4 separate regions of the Homo sapiens genome follow, and all the other regions are linked to region 1. A link is a contact called in ENCODE Hi-C or POLR2A ChIA-PET data. All regions are on one chromosome and are shown on one strand. The core of a region is the stretch at or near the end of the contact, and the rest is flanking DNA. Distances in the headings are between cores, read along the strand shown.

The links. Hi-C counts contacts between places; a loop is a spot of excess contacts on that map. ChIA-PET counts read pairs that join two places held with the same protein, here RNA polymerase II (POLR2A). Pooled maps may share reads with other maps.
Region 2: a map of naive thymus-derived CD4-positive, alpha-beta T cell shows a loop between it and region 1 (3-fold over the local background). The contact joins the promoter of LHX4 here to the promoter of XPR1 in region 1. A Hi-C loop is called at or near these places in 1 of 168 maps with a recorded cell type or tissue (naive thymus-derived CD4-positive, alpha-beta T cell) and 7 of 50 pooled maps.
Region 3: a loop to region 1 is called in a pooled map, with 4 times the contacts of the local background. The contact joins the promoter of KIAA1614 here to the promoter of XPR1 in region 1. A Hi-C loop is called at or near these places in 8 of 37 single-sample maps with no recorded cell type and 8 of 50 pooled maps. POLR2A ChIA-PET finds 5 or more read pairs at or near these places in 3 of 52 experiments (H1 and WTC11).
Region 4: a loop to region 1 is called in a map of CD4-positive, alpha-beta T cell, with 2.0 times the contacts of the local background. The contact joins the promoter of KIAA1614-AS1 here to the promoter of XPR1 in region 1. A Hi-C loop is called at or near these places in 2 of 168 maps with a recorded cell type or tissue (CD4-positive, alpha-beta T cell and naive thymus-derived CD4-positive, alpha-beta T cell) and 9 of 50 pooled maps. POLR2A ChIA-PET finds 5 or more read pairs at or near these places in 1 of 52 experiments (CD8-positive, alpha-beta memory T cell).

What each region holds. Positions count from the first base shown.
Region 1 is chr1:180,630,460-180,633,402 of GRCh38, forward strand. It overlaps XPR1 (xenotropic and polytropic retrovirus receptor 1), which reads left to right and starts at 1,563. Exons shown (of 15, transcript NM_004736.4): 1 at 1,563-1,811. The coding sequence starts at 1,743. RefSeq lists enhancers at 1,427-1,927, 1,928-2,428 and a silencer at 1,923-2,302.
Region 2 is chr1:180,228,986-180,231,906 of GRCh38, forward strand. LHX4 (LIM homeobox 4) reads left to right here and starts at 1,279. Exons shown (of 6, transcript NM_033343.4): 1 at 1,279-1,620. The coding sequence starts at 1,545. RefSeq lists a silencer at 720-849.
Region 3 is chr1:180,911,564-180,914,421 of GRCh38, forward strand. It overlaps KIAA1614, which reads left to right and starts at 1,334. Exons shown (of 9, transcript NM_020950.2): 1 at 1,334-1,730. The coding sequence starts at 1,681. LINC02816 (long intergenic non-protein coding RNA 2816) reads left to right here. Exons shown (of 4, transcript NR_185877.1): 4 at 1-2,493. RefSeq lists a silencer at 1,130-1,429.
Region 4 is chr1:180,953,479-180,956,178 of GRCh38, forward strand. It overlaps KIAA1614-AS1 (KIAA1614 antisense RNA 1), which reads right to left and starts at 1,409. Exons shown (of 2, transcript NR_145481.1): 1 at 1,190-1,409. RefSeq lists a silencer at 464-1,003 and an enhancer at 1,039-1,644.

The DNA of each region.
Region 1 (2,943 bases), core at 313-2,812:
TTACCTCCAGCAGAGGGGAATCTTTATGGTGAGCAGACGGAGGTCTGAGGTGAGAGGAGTCCTCACTCTTCTTTCTTTATTTTTTTGACCTTGATTACCCTTTCACCAGAGGTTAAGGCTTTTATACAGAAAAAGCCAGAAAGACTCATAGTCTATGCCTATTTTCCATCTTGTGTCATCCCTCTCCTGGGGAAATGATTGCAGAATCCCTATTGGCATGAATTAAGGGGAAGAGAAAGGGGAAAAAAGTACATGGAGAAAAAAAGACAACAGCAGAGAATGATATCTCAGAGCACTGCTCCAGGCATAGCAGTTCCCTAGTAAATCTTGAAATCTCATCAAAATTGTGAGGGTTAGGCTGAGCAAGGTGGCTCATGCCTGTAATTCCAGCACTTTAGGAGGCCTAGGTGGGAGGACTGTTTTAGCTCAGGAGCTCAAGACCAGCCTGGGCAACATAGCAAGACCCACATCTCTCCCAAAAATAAACAAAAAAATTAGTTTGGCATAATGGCATGTGCCTGTAGTCCCAGCTACTCAGGGGGCTGAGGTGGGAGGATGGCTCACAAACCTATGTGAGGTAAGGCTGCAGTGAACCATGATGGTGTGACTGCACTCCAGCCTGGGCAACAAAGCGAGACCAAAAAAAAAAATGTTAGAATCAAGGGACAAAGTACATGTAAGAGGTTTAGAATAGCACTTGGTACAGGAACAGTGAGTGCTCAATAAATTATTATTAGGTCTCCTCCACCCAGGGTAGGACCTGGGTTTCTGTCCTGAATTGGGACTTCCAAGACAATCACTCCCACACTCAATGTAGTACAGAGCTCTGTGAGTGATCTCTGCCCATGTTCCCCAGGGACACTTCAGCCTGGGTGCTGGGCCTGTTTCCGGTTTTACTGGGGTGGGCTTAGAGCTGTACTTCTACGGGGTTCTCTTTCCTCTCAACGTTGGTTTCCCTCCCAACCCTCACCCCCAACCCCAGGAAGCTCAGTTTACAAGTGCGGTCGGTACCCTCATTTGGTGTTTTTATTGGCTTTTCTGATAGCCCCTGGACTAGACAATTACATTGAAATTCAGAAGCAGCATGCACTTTTTGGCATTGATGTCTTTAATTAAATTCAATAAGCACTTATTGAGCACCTAGAGTGTGTAAAATACTGTTCCTTTAAATACATTTAGTCCTGAACTGTTTTAGCTTCTTAGTTTGGATTAGTGCTGATCCATTTCTTAAAGGTTTTATGAAGCATAAATATCAAAATGGAAAAATATTTGCACAGTTCTTTGTAAATATAAACGTCTTGTGTGGATTATTGTTGCTACAGTATTAATATTAACTGCAGTAACAACACTGCTGCTTCCCAGACAGGCGGTAGAAAGCAGCTGTAGGCCAACAGGAGCCAGACTGAAGAGATCCAGGGAGGTGCCTCCAGCACGTACGGCCCACAAGGGGCGGAGTCTTAAGAAGCGTACCCAAGCCCCACCCCTTACAGCACCCCCTTCGTCAGGGCGGTGTAGGCGGTTACCATGGCGATGACGTCCAGAGGGCGGGGAGGGGCGGGGCTATGGAGAGGAGGAGGAAGATGGCGGGCGGGCTGCTCTGAAGAGACCTCGGCGGCGGCGGAGGAGGAGAGAAGCGCAGCGCCGCGCCGCGCCGGGGCCCATGTGGGGAGGAGTCGGAGTCGCTGTTGCCGCCGCCGCCTGTAGCTGCTGGACCCGAGTGGGAGTGAGGGGGAAACGGCAGGATGAAGTTCGCCGAGCACCTCTCCGCGCACATCACTCCCGAGTGGAGGAAGCAATACATCCAGTATGAGGTACCGGCACGGCTGGGGTGTGGGAGGACTCGGAGGGGCCACCATCTCGCCAGTCCTGACGTCCACCGCCGCCTTCCGCTTCAGCTGGCTCCCTGTGCCCGGGCAGACTTTGACCCGCTGCCGCGGGGAGCCACTGCGGCATCCCCGCCGCGGCCGGCCGCCTCCCGGCTCCGCTGTCCTTCCCCTCCCCCGCAGCCCCGCTGCCGCCGGGGTAACGGATATGCAGGCGGAGGGCCGGGAGGAAAGGCGCTGCCCGGGCCGGGGCCGGGGCCGGGGAACGGTGGGAGGGTGAGCTGCAGGTGGGGGAGTCACGGTGCGAGGGCAGCCCCGGGTCGCGGCTGTTCCGCGCTAATCCCCTTCTCCCCACTCGCCCTGACCTCTCGTCCCCACCCTGGGCGAGCGCCCCCTCGCCAAGGTTAGGTCTTGTTTCTCTCTCTACACCTCTCACCAAGGAATCCTTGTCTTCCAAGAGAAGCCCCTCCAGTGATTTCCTTCATTCCAAAGAGCCCTTCGGCTTTTTCCCACTTGCCCACTGTTGACAAAGGCTTTGTAACGGGGTTGAAACTTGACTTAAGTGTGTATCACATATGTAGTGGTTATAGTTTTTGTAAACACGTTGTAATCAACTATTCTGCTTTGATAATAAGACTCTTTTTACTGATTGCATGAAGTCTACAGAGTAATAACATCTTTGTTTTTGCCTCTTGTTTTGGAATGGAGGGAAGAGAAAGGAGAGAAGAGAATTATTAACATTTTTTTATTTTCTGCTAAGTTTTTGCTAGCTGGGGAGAAAATTAGTATATTGTAAACAATATACCTTACCTGTGTATTACAGAAATCATGCTCCCCATTCCCTCCCAATTTCTGTGCTAACACTGCTGGAAGGTATTTAATAGATAATAAGGAACCTTACATTAATAAAGGGAAAAATAAAGATAATGAACCCATTTATATGTTCAGAAGACAAGATACCTAAGAGGCTTTAAGCATTGCAATAGGTTATTCTCAGTAGCTGGCAATTCAGCTCCTGGATAGAGAAAGACAGACTTATCTGTAACCTCCAGGAATTCACATCTGTTTTGTGTGCAGGAACAAAGAATATAAAATCAATATGAACACACATAACTTAGCT
Region 2 (2,921 bases), core at 29-2,528, 400 kb before region 1:
GGGGTGGGCTTCCCGCGCCTGCAGCCCGGAGGCGTCGAGCGCCTGATGGAGCGTCAGAGGAGACCTCGTCCCAGCGTTGGGCCTTCTGTTGTATTTCTGCCAGAAACTCGCGTTGAGGAGAATTTGTTTTAAGCGTTTCTCTACCTGTCCATGCATCTCGTAAATACAGTAAGCATGGCAAGCCCTTTCGCTGGTTAACCCCGGCGTCCGTGTGCTCACTGCCGCCCTGCACGCACGAGGTCGCGGATGGTTCAAAGCACCCGCGGTGGCAGCCGGAGAGGCAGAGCGGGCTCTAGGGACCTAAGACAGGGCCGAGCTGGACGACTGGTGGCAGGGCGGCCGGGGAGGCCCCGCCGCGGGGAGGTTTGGGCCCCCTACCCTGCGGAACTGGAGGCAAGTGCGGACTCCGGCTGCAGGCCGCGGTCTGCGGGGACGCGCGCGGGGGGCCTGCGTCCCGCCACCTCCGCGCACAGCCCCTGGTCCCCTTCCCCAGCCCGGGCCGGCGCCGCCCGCCGCGTGACTCGCGCGTTCCGGGCCGAGTACGGGCTGTCCCTTGGCCCAGCCTCAGCCAGACGCGGGGGAGAGAGAGCAGGGGCTGGGAAGTGCCGGCAGGAAAGGAATTGGCCAGGGGAAAGAGGAGGAGGAAGATAGATGGAGTCATCGGTTACGGAGCGCGCTCCGTCCGGCGGAGCGAAGCCGGGGACCGAGAGCGCGCAAGGCGAAGACACAGCGACGCAGCCCCGTCCCCGGCCTCCGGACCGCCTGCCCCGCTCGGCCCCGGCTCGGCTCCGCCCCGCCCCTGGGTCCGAACGGAGGAGTGAGGAGGACACGAGCCGCGCGGGCTTGGAACCCACGAAGACCCGCAAACCCAGGGCGCCGCCGTCTCCGACCACCTGCTGCCGCGGCAGGCCATCAGCAGAATTTATACCCAGGGCGCGAGCCCGCCACGGCTGGGCGGAGGCGGAGGCGGAGGCGGGGAGGGGGGGGGGGTGCCGGCTTGCGAGGCCCCGCCCCGCTCCCTGCCGCCCCGCCCCCCTCCGCCCCGCCGGCCTCACTCGGGGCGCCGGGACCCCCACTCCCTCCGGGGTCGGCTGCCCGCCGCCGGGTTGGGGGATGTGCCGAAGGGCGGGCCTCCCTGCGGAAAGCGACGTCACGGCCGCTCCTGCAGTGTGAATGAATCAAAACGCCCGGGTGACCGCGGCCTCCCGGGCGGCCGGCACGCGAAGGGTGGAGGGGGAGGGGGAAGGAGCGGGCGGGGGAGGGAAGAGGAAAAAAGCCAGAGCTGCAGCAACAGCGTCTCAACCTGGGATGTGCACCAACCCCGGAGAGCGAGATCAAAGGGACTGGAAACAGACTGGGGACTGGCGGGGGGAGGGGGCCGGCCAGCCTGTGGAGTCCTCCCTGAGAAGCGGAGGGCCCGGCTTCCACCGTGACTCCAGCGGCCTGCTTGGGGTTTTAATTATTATTTTGAAATTTCTGAATCGAGCTAGAGCGAGAGAGCGAGAGATCTCCGTAGACTGCGACTCGCTGGCTTTCGCTCCGAGATGATGCAGAGTGCGACTGTCCCCGCGGAAGGGGCTGTCAAGGGGCTCCCGGAGATGCTAGGTGTGCCGATGCAACGTAAGACACCCCCCTTTCTCGCTGATTTAATTCTAACAAGACAGCTAGCAGCCTCAGCCGCTGCGGGGCGGGCCGGACGCCGCTCAGGGGCCGGGAGGGGCTGGCGGCCGGGGCGCAGAGGCGGTCACAGGGCAGGGGCACCAGCCAGAGTGCGTTTGAGGGGGCCAGGCTCTTGGCTGTTTGGGGCCGAATGTGAACGCCTCCTGGATCATGCTTGAGGCGAGCCGAGTACCGAACCCCGCATCTCCAGCCCAAGGCTTTTCTTGGAACGCTGGGGAGAGTGCTGTTTGGGGACACCCAGGGGTACGAGCTGTAGGCCAGGCCTGAGGGCGAGGGTGGTCCCCACAAATCTTCTTTCGCCGGCGTGACGGTCAGCGCTTGCAGGACCGCTAGTGCAACTTCACCCCAGCTGGCGGGAAGTTGGAGAGCGCGTCTCTCGCCCCTGGGGCTGGCGGCGGAGAAGCCCCGGCCACACTCTTAGTCCCTGCGGCCCGCGCCCCGGGCGTGCGTGCCGGGTGAGTCCCCAGCCGCTACTGCCCGCGGCGCCCGCCGCGTGCGCCGCGGGAAACTGACTGCTCCTTGTGAGGGAATCTGCTCGCGCATTCCAGCTAGCCTAGGAATGCAGGGGAGGGAGAAGCGACCGCAAGTTGTGAATTCCGGGTTCAGCCTTTGCGCACGCGAGGGCAGGTGCTCAGGGTGGCTCGGGTTTGGAGGGGTAGAGACGGGGGTGTGTGGGAGCTTTGCTAGCCTGCCCGCCCGCTTTCTTCCCGCGCCCGAAATTAGCGAGACAGCCGGAGCTCGCGGCGTGTTTATCCCCAAGTCTCTCTCTGTGTGTATGGGTGTGCGCGCGCAGAGATTTTCCCGAAGGGAATCCGTCTCTGTGCTTCACTCCTGAGCGAGAGTCCCCGAGAGGGAATCTGTGCAGAGGCCAGAACAGGTGCCCAGTCGTCGCGCGCGCGCGCGCGCGCGCGCGACAAGCGCCGGGAGAGTCCTGCCCCTGTGGCTTGCACGCTCAGCAGGGCGCCCCGGGCACCCTGGAGAGACCAAGGAGTTCCTCGCTCCGCTTGCCAAGGGGTTGTACTTCCGCCTGCGACTTCTTTAGTGGTGCGGTAGCTACATCTTCGGGGTTTACTTTAAGTAAGGGCCGGCTCATCCAGGGATGGTGACTACCTACAAACTAGGGCGCACGAGCGCGCCCTCCTGCGCCTCGGGTTTCCATGGCAGGGTTTCTGTCCGGCGATCCTTCGGAGGGCAGGCGTACCGTAGGCTTCCCTGGGAAGTTTTTGAGAAGGGACTAGAAA
Region 3 (2,858 bases), core at 84-2,583, 280 kb after region 1:
AGTCTGGGTCTGTTTAGCAAACGTTATTAATTTGTTCTCTTAACCGTAAATATCTAGAAGCTGGGTATAGCTAACTCACTGGGAATGTGGCCCAGCAAGTCCCAGCCTCATTTTCCTCGCCCTCACACAAGATGGAGTCGCTCTGGTTCGAAGCCTCTGACGTAACCTTGGGCCTGTACTGTGACACAGAGGGTTTGCACTGGATAATCTCTCAAGCTCCTAGATTGCCAAGACGCCAGTCCACTCACAGCTCCCCAGGCTCCGCTCTCCTGTTGCCCTGCCAGACGCCCCTTCCCCCACCTTGTGCAGAGTAACCCCCTCCTGACTCAAGAGGCAGCCCCTCTAGAAAACTTCCTTCCCCTCCTCCCCTGCCCCGGTACATATTGCGCGGCCCTTACTGTTGCTGTGTCTGTCCTGTCATCTGGAGGTGCACAACTACCCCATGCTTCACAGTGAAGCCAGTCGGCTGAAGGAAAGATGAACGGGCACTTTCTCTTTGTAGAGATTTCCGGAATCTCCTGAGGCCACTTTTATTGCTTCCCGTCTTTGTGAAAAAATAGGCTTGGAAATAGGTGAGGCTCGGTCACCCCCTCTGGGTGGAAGGAGAAAGCAAGCTCCGTCGGTTTGGGCCGCGGCTGCAGGGAATGCCCCTGGTTGCGACCCCCGTCCCGCGCTGGGGAAAGTGATCTGCTCGAGAGCCCCCAGGACCCTGAGAACCGGTCCCCACCCAAGGCGGCGGCGGGCAATTCCGGCACCGCGGCAGACGGGATGCGCGGAGCGCGTTCCCTCCGGGTTTCCCTCACGCCTCTGGAGAGCGGGAACCAACGACCTTGACCTCGGAGGAAACGGCTCTACGGAGCGATGGACGGCCCCACAGAGAGGGCGGCCGGCTCCTCTGGAAAACTTGTCCACACAAAAGGCATTCCTCAGCTTCCACCCCGAAAGGCGAGCCCTGGGTGTAGGGTTACCAGCGGCGCGCGGAGCCCGCCGAGAACGTGGTGCGCCCCCAGCTCCTGCCCGCGCTCCCCGGCCTCCGTGCGCCCCGCGCGCCTCCGCTCTTGCGCCCGCTTTCCCGCGGGGAAGGGGCCACCGCCCTGCGAGGCTGGCGGCCGCCCCGTCGTCCCCAAGCTCGGGGCCGCCCTGGACTTCCATCCCGCGCCTCTGACGGCCGGGGACACTCGCTCCCTGGGCCGCGGCTCAGGAGAGGCGGCCCCGCGGGGCTCCGGGCGGGGTGGGAGGCCGAGGCCCGGCTCCTCCAGCCCCTCCCGCGGCCCCACCTCTCCGCGCTCGGCTCCCTCTGCCCAGCGCGGGCCGGGAAGGCGCGGGCTTGGCCGCTCTTCCCCTCCACGGCAAAGCCGTGAACGGACAGCTGATGCCACTTCCTTCCCTGCCAGCGCCCTCCCTGCCCGACCCCGCTTCCCGTCCTCTCGCCGGGAGGGAGTGCGGCCCGTGGGGCGCTGCGCCGGCCAGACCCACCCGGGGCCCGGGGGCTGCCAGCAGAGCCGGGAGCTGGCCCGGCCTCGGCGCCGTCCCGGACCCCCAGTCGGCCGCGCCCCGAGGGGCGAGGCCTGCGGGCCGCACTCCCTCCGGCCCCGGATTCGGGGCTGGAAGTCCCTCCCCGAACCCAGCAGCTGGCCTGGGAGGGAGAAGGGGCTGGAGAGGGCCTGGCCTCTCCGAGGGATGGAGGGGACAGAGGCGGCGGCGGCCAAACCCGCGGGCGGCAGCCCCCAGTGAGTATAGAGGAGGCAGCGCCGGGCCGGCCGGGCGGGGGTGGCGGACCGGCGGGGCGGAGGAGCGGGGAGCCCAGGTCGCCCCGGCCACTGGGAAGCGGGCCTCCCACGGGCTCGGAGCTGGAAGGGTCGTGGGGAGGCCCGCCCTTCACGTCCATCTTCGTTTGGCCCCTCTGAGTTAGGGGAAATACATCACAGTGCTTGGGCCATAGAACCAGGCAGCTCCGAGCTGACCGATCTTCCCGAAAGCCCGTGCCCAGGGGACTCCAGTGGGAGGGTCTCATTCTTTAAGGTCTCTGGCGTGCTGTTCCAGAGTTTACCCATCAACAATTCTTACTTTAATTTTTTGGAGCCAGGGTCTCGCTCTGTCGCCCAGGCTGGAGTGCAGTGGTGCGATCATGGCTCACTGCAACCTCGACCTCCCGGGCTCAAGCCCGGCCTCCTCTGGCTTCAGCCTCCCCAAAAACAAAAAGTTATTTTAACTTAACAGAAATTGCTCATATTACATTCTAATCCCCTGTTTTCTGGATTGGACTTTAGAGGAGAAGAAGGAGATGCAAAGAGAAACTTGCTGCATTCTAGATTAACTCATAGAACAAATTATTTCTGTCCTCCTAAAGATAATCCTTAAACTTTACTGGCTTAAAACTGGTGTGACATTTCGCATTATATGTGTATTTTGCTTTATAAAATATGTGCATTCCTGAAAGCTTGTGTATAAATTGAATTGTAATAAACGACTACAGAGAGACTTGCCATTTAAGAGAATTTTATGGTGAATACTTGGTCCGTGTTACGAAGTGGATAACTCCTAATTTGTAGTGTATACACATAAGGATTTTTATGCACAAAGTTTACTTCAAGGGGGGGGGGACATCTAGATGTGTGATATTAAAGTTGTATTTTTCTCAGAAGGTAGAATCAATATTAAAACGCTGTGGCATGTAGATATGCATGCAACACCCTGAGTCAAACCCCTGCTCACCTTCATTCCTTGTGAAGGGATAAACATCAGCCATGCTGCTAAGGATCTGTGCAGCGCTGACAAGCCACCTAGCCTCTGGGGATGGAACATTATCATTTACAGAATAAGGGGAGTAGGGTTAAGTGATCACTACATGTTTTGGA
Region 4 (2,700 bases), core at 159-2,658, 320 kb after region 1:
GGACAGCCTGGGGCCGTGATTCGTGGTTGGCCGGGTAGTTGGCAAGGGCGCCAACCGGGCAGGTGAGCACAAGCAGGGCTTTGTAAAACGAGTAGGAAGCTACAGCAAGGGCCAAGTGGCTCAGGCACAGAAACGAAGCAGCCACATGCAAAGGTGTGGGTATTCCCGGTGTCTAACTTATGTCCCTCCCGCGGTTCACAGAAGGCCCCTGACACTGGGACTACACGGAGCAGAAAGTGGCACCCCTTTGCCTCAGGCACCTCAGTCTCCTCGGGGCTTGGGGGCATTTTCAGAAGCCACCCGCAGAACCAGCGTCCCGGGCGGCGGCTGGTTTTCCCCTCTTTCCCGGGGGCCCCCCTCTGTCGCTGCGGGGTGCAGCGGCGGCGAGAGATATCCGCAGCTGGCACCCGGTGTCCCGGGAGGGAGAATCGGGGTCTGTCGCGGGCCCTGCGACCAGGAGGCGACTGTGCCCTCAGCAGCTGCCCCGCGCCCGCCCCGCCCTCAGGCCACTAGAGGCAACCTCGCAGCGACTCCGGTGCCCCCCCAAGTCTCCCTGGCAGGGCGGGCTGTCCCCACCGGCCAGGGCAGGCAGCGGGCGGCCGCTTGCTCTGCACCCGCAGACTCCGCGCCAGCCGCGCCTTCCCGGCCACGCGGCCGCCCGCGGAGTGTTCCCGCCGCGCAGACAGGAGGCGTGGGGCCAGGCAGCACAGCCAACAGCCTCTGTCCGCGTCCTCCCGCGGGGCCTCGCGCGGGCGGGGGTGAGAGGGGAGCGGCCCGTTGCGCTGCCTGGGGGTCGCCAGGGCCTTCGTGCCAAGGCCGCTTCCGCGAGGCGGGGTGTGTCCAGCAGGGCACCGGCTGTTAGAGCCGCGGGGGCCTGCAGCCTGAGGGTGGAGGGAGGGCGGGCTCGCGGGAGTTTTGCAAACCCCGCCCCCAGCACACGCGCGCACGCGTACACGCACACACACTGCTGGGCTCACCCTGCCTTTGAGAAACGCACGGCTGGGGAGGCGGACGGGGCCTACTGGTGCACCGCACGGTCCCGGGCCTTGCTGAAAGGTGATGTGGAGGCGGCGCGCCGAGCCAGACTGGGAGGATGAGCTGGAGCTGGCCGGAGGGATGGGGAGGAAGTGGGGCGACCTATGGACCCTCATGTCCGTGGGGCGGGGGCGGGGTGTGCAGGAATGAGTACCTGGTGCATGAGTGTCCCCAGCTTTCAGGCGTGCTGGAAAAACCGCAGGCCGGCTCGAATTTTGGAAACCAGTGTTAACCAGGACTTCAAGGACCTGCCTTCGTTGGGCTGTCCCTCGCCTTGCCCTGCCAGCTACGCAAATGTTCCAGAGCTCTGTTGAGGTCATTAAATCACCCTGAATCCATACGGCAACACTGCGAGAGAGAGACTATTATACCAGGCTAACGCACGAGGAGTCCGAGGCTCAAAGGTTAATTCACAGATAGATCCAAGGTCTGGGAGCCAATCAAAAGCGGAGGCAGGATTTGAACCTGGCCCTCTGTGACTTCCAGCCAGCATCCTTCCACCCTCCTGGGTCCCTCTGCAGCTCACCTCCCTTGGAGGCCCTCGAGCAGCTCTGGAGGCCCTGCTTGGCCTGCCCGCCACTGACCTTCACCAGGACGCAGGGGCTCTCATTTTGGTTTTTCTTCTGGGAAGTGGGGCTGGAGAAGAGCAGGCAGATCCCTTTCCAGGGCAGTGTTTCCAAACTGCAGGCACAATTCACTCATGGGTTATAAAAGCAATTTTGTGGGTTGAGACCAACATTAAATTAAAATAAAAATTAGAGTGCTTTATACAAGCCAAGGGTAGGTTAGGTTTTGAGAAATGCTTCTGCAAGTGTGTACCGAGTTGTAATTTAAAGTGGGTTATGGCTCTGTTCTGCGGGGAGGCAGAAGAAACCCTCAGGGCTATGGCCTGGCCCCTGGGGTAGTGGGGAAGAGGCCTCCATCCTAGATGCCCAGGTGTCCTGGGCAGCTGTTTGTTTCCACCTCTTTTCCGGGTGTGCCAAGAAGAGGCCTATGACCCAGGAGAGGAGGGCAATGATGCGACTGTGGACTTCTTAGTCTTCCAAACTGCCTCTGGGCACAGGATTCTTGTGTGGGTATTATTGGCAGGAGCTTTGTTTGTTGGCTCCTGGATCCCACTAGCCCCAACTTCACCCATCCATGCACCCACCTACTCTCTCATGCTTTATGCATGTGCCTTGGCTGGAATGCCTTTTCCCTGTCCCCCCACAAACCCCGTGGCAGCCTTCAAAAATATTAGAGGTGTCTGTCTCTGGAAGCATTCCCGATACTGCATGCTGACTTCGGCTCCTCCCCTTAAATCCCATAGGATCTTGTACCAAGGGCTCTTTATTGTGACTCTTTAGGTAGAATTGCTTGTTTATCCTCCACTAAACTTACCTGGCAACAAGTGGACTTCCCTAGTTCATCTACCCAACCCATTTCCCACCCCAAGTCCCCAGACTAGTTCTGGAGCGACTCAAAAGGCCCTGCTGCACCTGCATGAACAGGCCTTCCCCTTTCTCCCTCCCTCCCCCACATATCCGCAGAGAAGTTTCCCTCTTTCCTACAAAGCCAGAGCACCTGCTTAGAAATGGCAAGAGCCTTCCTTGGCAAGAAGCTCTGCCCAGCGCTCTCTGGCTGTGGGTTGGCCAGGTCGGAGTGCTGGACCCTGAGGAAAGGGGC